Regions from separate parts of the Mus musculus genome. Here region 1 is linked to region 2. A link is a contact called in ENCODE Hi-C or POLR2A ChIA-PET data. All regions are on one chromosome and are shown on one strand. Each heading gives the region's core, a stretch centred on a gene start or an enhancer-like site at or near the end of the contact. The rest is flanking DNA. Distances are from core to core; before and after follow the strand shown. Region 1 holds the start of Med1 (mediator complex subunit 1). Region 2 holds the start of Fbxl20 (F-box and leucine-rich repeat protein 20).

The links. Hi-C counts contacts between places; a loop is a spot of excess contacts on that map. ChIA-PET counts read pairs that join two places held with the same protein, here RNA polymerase II (POLR2A).
Region 1: a loop to region 2 is called in a map of CH12.LX, with 2.6 times the contacts of the local background. The contact joins the promoter of Med1 here to the promoter of Fbxl20 in region 2. A Hi-C loop is called at or near these places in 4 of 37 maps with a recorded cell type or tissue (CH12.LX, T-helper 1 cell, gastrocnemius and 1 more). POLR2A ChIA-PET finds 5 or more read pairs at or near these places in 4 of 5 experiments (Patski and embryonic stem cell).

The regions. Positions count from the first base shown.
Region 1 is chr11:98,190,133-98,194,714 of GRCm38, reverse strand. Med1 (mediator complex subunit 1) reads left to right here and starts at 1,422. Exons shown (of 17, transcript NM_001080118.1): 1 at 1,422-1,656. The coding sequence starts at 1,632. It overlaps Gm38963 (a long non-coding RNA gene), which reads left to right. Exons shown (of 4, transcript XR_880193.2): 4 at 678-779.
Region 2 is chr11:98,147,973-98,152,671 of GRCm38, reverse strand. It overlaps Fbxl20 (F-box and leucine-rich repeat protein 20), which reads left to right and starts at 3,056. Exons shown (of 15, transcript NM_028149.1): 1 at 3,056-3,356. The coding sequence starts at 3,315. It also overlaps a transcript of Med1 not described here.

The sequences.
Region 1 (4,582 bases), core at 173-2,672, 44 kb before region 2:
TAACAGTTTCTGTGCTTGATATAGGTTAAGTCCTTATTTATTTACTATAAATTGTGCATTACCTCTGTACAAATGGGAAACAAATTAAGCTCAATTTAGATCAATATACTGTTAATTTCTGTACAGAGCCAAGCTCAACATGGTAAACGATGATAATGTTTTCCAAAAATCATCTTCTTTGTGTGTGTGAAGTCATTCTTTTTTTGTTTTGTTTTTGTTTGTTTGTTTGTTTTGTTTTTTGGGTTTTTTTTTTTTTTTTGGTTTTTCGAGACAGGGTTTCTCTGTGTAGCCCTGGCTGTCCTGGAACTCACTCTGTAAACCAGGCTGGCCTCCAACTCAGAAATCTGCCTGCCTCTGCCTCCCTAGTTCCTTTCTTTTTCTTTTATTTATTATATATATATGTATGTATGCGTGTATATGTGTATATGTATGTGTGTGTGTGTGTGTATATATATATACTGTACCTGTCTTCAGACACTCCAGAAGAGTGAGTCAGATCTCATTACAGATGGTTGTGAGCCACCATGTGGTTGCTGGGAATTGAACTCAGGACCTCCTGAAGAGCAGTCGGTGCTCTTAAATTAACTGAGCCATCTCTCCAGCCCCTTCTTTCTTTTTTTTAAACAACATAACTGCTTCTGGTTCTTCAGGAAATTTCACCTTCCCACTTTCTCTAGGAATTAAACCCAGGACTTCAGACATGCTAATCAGGTATGTTGCTGGTGAGTTACAAGTCTTGTCATCTTACAAATCTTACTTTTTTGTTGTTTTGTTTTGTTTTTGTCCAGGCAAGGTTTCTCTGTAGCCTTGGCTGTCCAGAAACTTTGTAGACCAGGCTGCCCTCATACTCAGAGATCTACCTGCCTCTCCCTTCAGAGCGCTGGGATTAAAGGTGTGCGCCACCACCAGGCAAACTCTAAACACCCAAACACTAAAACTCACTGGAAATCTTTCAGTAGAGATTATTTTGTAAGGACCGGTTTTCACTATCCCCTTCCTCATTGGGATTATAGGAGTGTGCCACTTTTCCAGGTGCTCAAAGAGCAAACATTTTGTTTCGTTTGAGACAGGGTTTCTCTGTGTAGCCATGGCTGTCCTGGAACTCACACTGTAGACCAGGCTGGCCTCGAACTCAGAGTTCCGCCTGTCTGCTGGGATCAAAGGCTTGAGCCGCCACCACCGCGGGACGGAAGAGCTAACGCTTTTAATTTACAAATTGTGTAACTGTCGGGATGCAAACATAAACTTTCAGAGAGATGTCAACTCTGGGCACACACCCTTAGACGCCAAGGTGTGAATTCTGAGCCAATCGGAGCCGGGCCTGCTAGAGATCCTGCGGGGAGGACGAAATCAGCCAACCTCCGCGAGACTTTGGTGCGGTTCCTTCTTCCTCCGTCTCACAGGAACACGATTAATCTCGCGATCTTTGGGAAGTTCCGTTGGGGAAGATGGCGGCGGCCGCGAGCACCCTTCTCTTCTTGCCGCCGGGGACTTCAGACTGAGCCTTCCCCGGAAGAGTCGGGGCCGCTGGTGCGCCGCTTCCCCGGAGCCCAGGCTAACTTGGTTCCCCTCTGAGTGGCGGGGAAAGGCTCCCCGGCTCGTGGCGGACCCAAGACCTCCCCGCTGTCAGGATGAAGGCTCAGGGGGAAACCGAGGGTGAGTGACTGGGGGGTGGCGGGGAAGGAGGGGCGGTACACCGCTGCGGCGAGCCAATCCGAGAGAGGAGGTGGGGACCCACGCCCCTCCAGGGCCACCGTGCGTGGGACCGGATCCTGGTGGAATGTGCATCTTAGATCCCGACCGAGCCCTACAGATGCTGGAGCGCCTCCTCCGGGGCGCTGCTCCCCCGTCTCCTCCACTCGTGAAAGGTTTTCTGCGGGACGAGGGACGAGGAAGTTGAGCCTCAGGGTACTTTGAGCTTAGCCCGGTGGGACCCAAGGAGAGGGAAACTGAAACTTGTTGATGCTTTGTTCCAGGAGAGATCGCTGAAGATGACACTAGAACAATGTAATGTCAAAGTAATGGAGGGTGTTTTAGCCGGAGTGACTTGCTTGGTTCGATCTTCATCATAGTAAAAGCGGGCCGTTTATTACTTGGAAGGTCATAGTGTTCAAATACTGTGCTGTGTCTTTACGAACTGCTTTCAGTTGTGCACGACCGGTGGCTTTAAAGCTTGGGGGAGAGGTGTTCAGAACTATAAACTGGCAGGAACAATCCCCAAACCAGTTTCCCAGTTGAGGGAAGAAAAGGGAAGGGATAGAATCTTCTTTGTTTCTTGAGACAAGGTCCCCCTGCCTCAGCCTCCCAAGTGCGGGCTTACACACCTCTCGGCCAGCTAAGAGTTTGATTCTTGGTTCAGATACTCCCTCCCACGACCTGGACTGGCTTATCCAAAAATGAAGTCTCGACATTTGTAGCAAAGTGGACGATACTCAAAATAAGCCATATTAAGATAAATAGCACATTTTCTCTTATGAGGAATCTCGACGTAGGTATGTGTTGGTGTGTGTTGGTTGTGAAAACATGGGACCATGTGGGAACAAAGGAGGTCTGCAGGATAGAAAGGTTAGTGGAATATGAAATGAAGTGAGAGGTTTGGCTGTTTGGAGGTTGGGGCAGTGTGGCTCTCAGAGGGAGAGGACTTGGACCAAGTATAATGGCCTATATGTATAAGAATGCCAAAATGATATGCATTGCTTTGTATGTTAATTTAAAGATAATTTAGAGGCTGGGAATGTAGAGCAGTGGTTAGAGTAATGTCTTCTTGTCCATGGGTTCAATTCCCAGCACCAAAAGAAAAGGAAAAAGGGAGCCAGGTGTGGTGGCCCACAGCTTTAATCCCAGCACCTGGGAGGCAGAGGCAGGCGGTTTCTGAGTTCGAGGCCAGCCTGGTCTACAGCGTGAGTTCCAGGACAGCCAGGGCTACGCAGAGAAACCCTGTCTCCAAAAACCAAAACAAAACAAAACAAAAAAAACCCCTAATTATTTTTTTTTTAAAGATTTTATTTATTATATATGTAAGTACACTGTAGTTGTCTTCAGACACTCCAGAAGAGGGTGTCAGATCTCATTATGGATGGTTGTGAGCCACCATGTGGTTGCTGGGAATTGAACTCAGGACCTTCAGAAGAGCAGTTAGTGCTCTTAACCTCTGAGCCATCTCTCCAGCCCTAAAACCCCTAATTATAATAACGTCTTCCTTAAATTGTGCTCCAAGTATATCCTTCAAGGTGTTGTGAGCCCAAGGGTCCAGTGAGAAACCCTGTCTTAAAAACTAACACGCAAAGAGCCAACTGGTGATGGTTCCTGCCTTAGTCCTAGCACTTAGTAGAAAGAGGCAGGTGGATCCCTGAGTTTGAAGCCAGCCAGACCTACAAAGAGACAAGACAGCCAGGGAAGCTCTGTCTCAGCCGTACCTCATAGCGGCACACACCCATAGGAGGCTGATGAAAGGAGACAAGAGGATGCCTTAGAGCATAGTCTGGGCAAGCCTGGGAGGTGACCCATGTTTATAATCCTAGCACTTCATAGGTAGAGGTAGGAGTATGAGGAGGTCACCACTTACATTTCTTTACTAGGAGGTAGGGCATCTACCATATCCACTGTGGGCTCTGGGGCGTGAACCCAGACTCTCATGTTTGGCATTGCGGGTGCCTCTACTCTTGTAGCCATCTTGTCAGCCCTCAAGGTCATGGTCAGCTGGGCTGTGAGAGACTGTCTCAAAATGGAAGAAAAAAAGCAGGGAGGTGGCTGGAGATCGAGCTGAGGGTTTAAGAGCCCTGTGCTTTTGGCATAGGTTCAGGTTTGGTTCCCAGGAAACACATGTCCACGTAGCAACTCACAAGCATTTGTAACTTTAGTTTCAGGAGTCTCGGTGTCTTCTGGCCTCCATGAGCACTGCACAGACATGCCACACATCCATGAGTCAAAAAATCAAAACAATAACAGCAACCCTTCCCCCAAAAAAACCCAAAAAAATGCATACCCAACATATTTTTTTTTGAAATAAAGAATATGTATTTCATGTGTATGGTGGTTTTATCTCCCTGTATTTCTGTGTACCAAGTACATGCCTGGTGTCCTTAGAACCCAGAAGAGGAGAGCAGATCTCCTGGGACTGGAGTTGCATGTGACTGTGAGCTGCCATGTGGGTGCTGGGACTTGAACCCAGAACTTCTGAAAGAGCAGCTAGTGCTCTTTAAAGGATGCATTGGGCATTGTAGAACTGTTTTGATGCCAGTACTTAAGAGGCAGAGGCAGGTGGACCTTTATTTGTTCAAAGCCAGCCTTTTTAGACCCTAACACCAGATAAAACAACACAATGCATCGGGGCCTGGAAGGTCCCATGTACTCATGGTGAAAGGTGAGAACTGGCTGCAGAAAGCCATCTTCTGATCCCCACAGGCACTGTGGCCAGTTTACACCTGTGTTCACACATCACAGACAGCCGGGCATGGTGGCCACGCCTTTAATCCCAGCATTTGGGAGGCAGGCGGATTTCTGAGTTCGAGGCCAGCCTGGTCTACAGAGTTCCAGGACAGCCAGGGCTACTCAGAGAATCCCTGTCTCAAAAAAACAAACA
Region 2 (4,699 bases), core at 1,807-4,306:
CCAAAGCCAGCTTGAGGGTGATAACTCTTGAATTGGATTTTCCTTTTGTCAGGCCAAGGCCTGAAAAATCTGTAACAGCAATATATCATGAATTTTCAGAAGAGCCAGTGGGTCCCATAGTGTCCTCACTGGTCCCAGCAGATGTCAGTATACAAAACATAATCAATCCCTGGGCAATCTTGTGCTCTACTTTATCTTCATCCTTAGCCACGTCCTCCTGTCATTTGTCTCGGAGTCACGTTTTGGAGAGACAGGAAGTATTATCTTAGAAACTAGGTTGGGAAAATGTTCAACTATAGAGCTGAGATTTAAATTTTGAGTTTAAAAATGTACATCAGGAGCAATGGAAAGGGTGTTTTCTTAAAGGCATTTCTAATTTGCTTTTCTGTGTGTATGTCTGTTCTGTAAATAATTTTTTCATTTTTGAAAGTGGATAAAATCTGTGGATTTTCCCTCTTAAAACAACACAAAAATAAAACTTTCTTTACATGCAAATAAATTTCTTTGATAAAAAGAAATGTGCCTCTGTGTTTTTTATTGTTTGTTGTTTTGTTTTTTTAAGATAGATTCTCACTATGTCCCCCTGCTGGTCTGGAACTCACTGTGGAGACCAGCCTGGCTTATGTTTTTTGTGACTAGGTTTCATGTAGCCCAGCCAGACCTTTAACTTGTATTGCTGAGGCGAACCTTAAACTCTTTTATCTTCCTGCATTCCTCTCAAGTGCTGGGGCTTTTGTTGTCTGTCTCTAGCAAGCCCAGAAGGATTCTGACCTCAAGCAGTCCTTAAGCGGCATTACAGGTTGGGATTACCTTGTGGGATTACAGTCAATATAAAATCATATTCGTTGAATATTTCCATTTGTTAACCTCTCAAAAATCCAAATTAATTAGAAACCCAACAGCTTCACTGAGTACTGTTCTAAATGAGCCCACAGCACAGTTGGTAGACCAATGAGGCCAGATTTTTTTTTCTTTCCCATACTTGTCTGTCAACTTTTCTCTTTCTCACCTTTTCTTGACTTGCAGTTAAACCTTTATCAGTAATTCTTGCTGGGAGAAACAGCTTTTGGATGCCACTAAACTTTGTTTTTTGTTTTTCCCCACTGCCTGAAGTAAATACTTTTAAAAGCATGGGGGGGAGGAAGAGCTGGAGAGATGGCTCAGAGGTTTAGCGCACTGACTGCTCTTCCAGAGGTCTTGAGTTCAATTCCCAGCAATCACATGGTGGCTCCCAACCATCTGTAATGGGATCAGATGTCCTCTTCTGCTGTGTACTCAATTGTGTACTCATATGCATAAAGTAAGTATTTAAAAAAAAAACATGTGGGACTCAGAATGTCTCATGTGAACTAGGTTTTTGTGGGCCAAAGAACTAAGTTTTTTAAAGGTAGTTTGCTTAGGAATGCCTCTTCAGGGAAAAAAAAAAGTTCTGTCAGGCGTGACAAATGCCTTTAATGCCAGAACTGGAGGCAGAGACAGGTGGATCTCTGACTTCCAGACGACCAGAACAGGCTTCATAAACAATCTCAAAAAAAAAAAAAAAAAAAAAAGGAACATTTTATTTTAGGGACTATAAATCATAAGTTTTTTTTAAAAAAGGTTCACAACATTTTGCTCTTTTAGTTTTTAAAGAGGACCAGCCTTTCTCTCTTTTTGTACACATTTGCTTATTTCATGTATGTGGGTATACTGTAACACTTTTGCTCTTAAAAGTTCATCTTTTTCAAGTTCTAAAACTAAGTAGAAAAGGTCTGACGACAAACTCGTAATTGCTTTGAGCATAAAATTGGAAGCAGTATTAAGGTCTAATTAGGACGGCTGGGATTTATGGTAGTTTTTAATATTTCAGGTTTGGTACATTTTGTAATGTCTCTGACGGAGCAATTTCACTCTCGGTTGTTTCATAATTCGTGGAAAATAGGTCATAGATTTTGGAAGTCTTGAAGGCTGGAGTTAACAAAAAGATGACAGACTACCTTTTATACTAGGAGCGAAATCCAATGGAAGAGTTTCCTATGGGCAACCGCCCCCGCCTACTCGCTCCTACATGCTTGTTTCTCCCGCCGAAATGGCGTCACGCCGTGGCTCTCACGAACCAGCTCTCCGATTGGAGGGTGAGCAGCCGCTGCAGCCCATTGGGCGCCAGCGGCCGGAGGGGCGGGGACGCCAATGGCCCTTGTGCCTTGCCCGCCCCCACCCGATTGACGCCAGCCCCTCCCCCGGCCCAAGGAATGGGTACTGGGCTGGGGCATTGCACCCCCTGATCCCGAGGTGTAGCCTCGCTGCCAGCTCCTGTGCAGAGCTGGCGCTACGTCCTCCTCTTAGCGCAACCAGCTCCTGCCTTCTGGAGCCTGGCACTGAGAGCCATCCGCCCCGCAGGGGCCCCCCAGGCCTCCCTGCAGCACCCCGTAATGCAATTCACCGGGGTGGGGGAGGCGGCGGCAGCACCTACGGCGGCAGCGGCGGCGGCACTGCCCCAACCTAGAGACGTCTAGAAAGAGGAGGAAAATGGCTCCGAGCAGGGACCGCCTGCTGCACTTTGGGTTCAAGGCGACAGTGAGTGATAGAGGACGGGAGCTGGGTGGTCAGAAAGACGTGGGTGCCAGCTCAGGCCGCCGGGGAAGTGATCAGATCAGAGCTGGGGACCCTAGGCTGAAAGCTCAGGTTCCGCGTGGGTCGCTACGTGCCAGTGAGCCCTCGCAGTGCTGGAGGGGATCCGGTGATGTTCCTGTCCCTGTTCTGCTCTTCTCGCCGGTCCGCGGGCACGCGCGCACTCGCACCCGCCCCACAGCACACACACCGTGCCCCCCCCCCCCACGCCCGCGCGCGCACCGAAGCAGGCGCGCACTTGGGCACTTCCCTGCTTCTCCTTGTCCTGGTGGGCTGGCGCCCGGTCACCCCACGTTCCAGGCGCTCGCGGGCTCACCGTCCGGGGCTGCGCCGGGTGGGGGAGGGGTGGGCTCGCGCCGCCGCCGCCGAGCGCTCCTCCCCTCCCCCGACGTTCCGAGGCCCGGGCGGCTCTGCCCAATGAGGAGCGGCGTTGCTGGCAGGTGGGGAGTGTTTTTGTTTTGGGTTGAAGTTGAGGCTTTGGAGAGGACCGAGCTAGCGACTGGCAGTCGTCGCGGCCGCGGACGCCGCGGGCGGTGGTGGAGGCCCCCGCGGGACTCGAGCGGTCGCTCCTCCGCGTCGGCCGGGCGAGCCTCGCCTTGCTGCCGCCGCCGCCTCCCGCTCCCGGAACTCCGGGGCCTGCCCTGGCCCCTATCTTTGCACTCCGCACGCCGCAGCGCCCTGCCCGGGCCGCACCCGCCGGCCCCATGAGGAGGGACGTGAACGGAGTGACCAAGAGCAGGTTTGAGGTGTGAGCTCGGAGGGGTCTCGGGCGGCGGCGAAGGCCAGCTCTCGCACCCCAAACAGTAGCTCGACCGGAGCCTCCTCCCTTGTGCGGCCCGCCACCCGCCCCCGATGCGGCCGCCGGCGTCCTCCCCTGCTTGCGACCCGCAAGCCCCGCGCACCGGCTTGCCTCGCCTTCCGGGAGGTTCGCCTGCTGCCCCTTCCACCCGCGGGCCCTGGCCGGGATTAGCCCTGGCGCCCTAAATCCCCCCTCCCCCATAACACCCAGCTTCCCATTCTCTGCCCAGCCCTTGGCTAGCCTCCTTCCACCACGCAGTGAAAGCACTCAGTCCCCGACTGGCCAGCGCCTGCTGCCTTCGTGAATCTCCACCCGAGCGGGAATCGATTAGTCCTCGGTGGAAGTAGGAAGTTGGGGGTGGTAGTAAACTGGGACGATAGAGGCGACTGTGGGGTTTTCGTGCTGTTTGGATATTCTAATACTTCCTCTTCCCCGTGTAGTCTAATACTTTTGTGGTTCATTGTTTATTGGGAACTTAGATATCTGTTCCGAGAATGCGAGGAAGGTCTGAGAGCCTTCGGAGAACCCATTCCTGGTTTGTTTTGTTTTGTTTTTTTGTTTTGTCTTAAGTTTGTCCTCTGAAAAGGAGGTTTGTAGTCTTGGAATGGAACCGTACATAGTCAGAAAGATCTTTAAAAGCGAGTTCACGACTGAGAAAGGGATTCCTTTGGGAAGTATCCTAAGTACTGGTGAAATGAAATACAGTAGTTTGGAGATGTGCTGGAGGTTTCATTGGTAGGCCGAGAGACAAAGAAACTTACACAAGAGAAAATGTTACCTGGCCTTTTCTGGCAGAGGCTCAGGCTGACTGACCTGTGCTGGGCCCAGGCTCAGTGTTCATCTCACTTGCTGGCTTCCTGTCTCCTCTCTCTTGTTGTATTTTTAACACCCAGTGTTTCCCTTCAGCTCCCTTTAAAAGATAAATTTGAGACAAAAAGTTTGTGGGCTTCGGGTGAAAGTCTCACCTAGGGGCGAAACTTCTGTATAGTCTTAGTATTTCTTGAAAAAGTATTTATAGTTATAAAGTTAAGGTAGGAGGGAGAGCTGTGGAGAGACTGTAAATTCAGACTTAGTATGCCAAGTCGCAGTGAGGAGTGGAGAACTTCATTGGTTACATTAGAGTTTTCATTTGTAACTTAATGGTGGGTTGGGGGAGAGGCATAATAATAAAAACTGCCTATGTAAAATGTTGTATTGCTCTAAAGTGGAGCCGCCAAAGAGAATAATTTATGGTGGTTTCAAGTTCAGTACTACTGTGAAAGTCTTTACCATTGAAATTACTACCTGGAC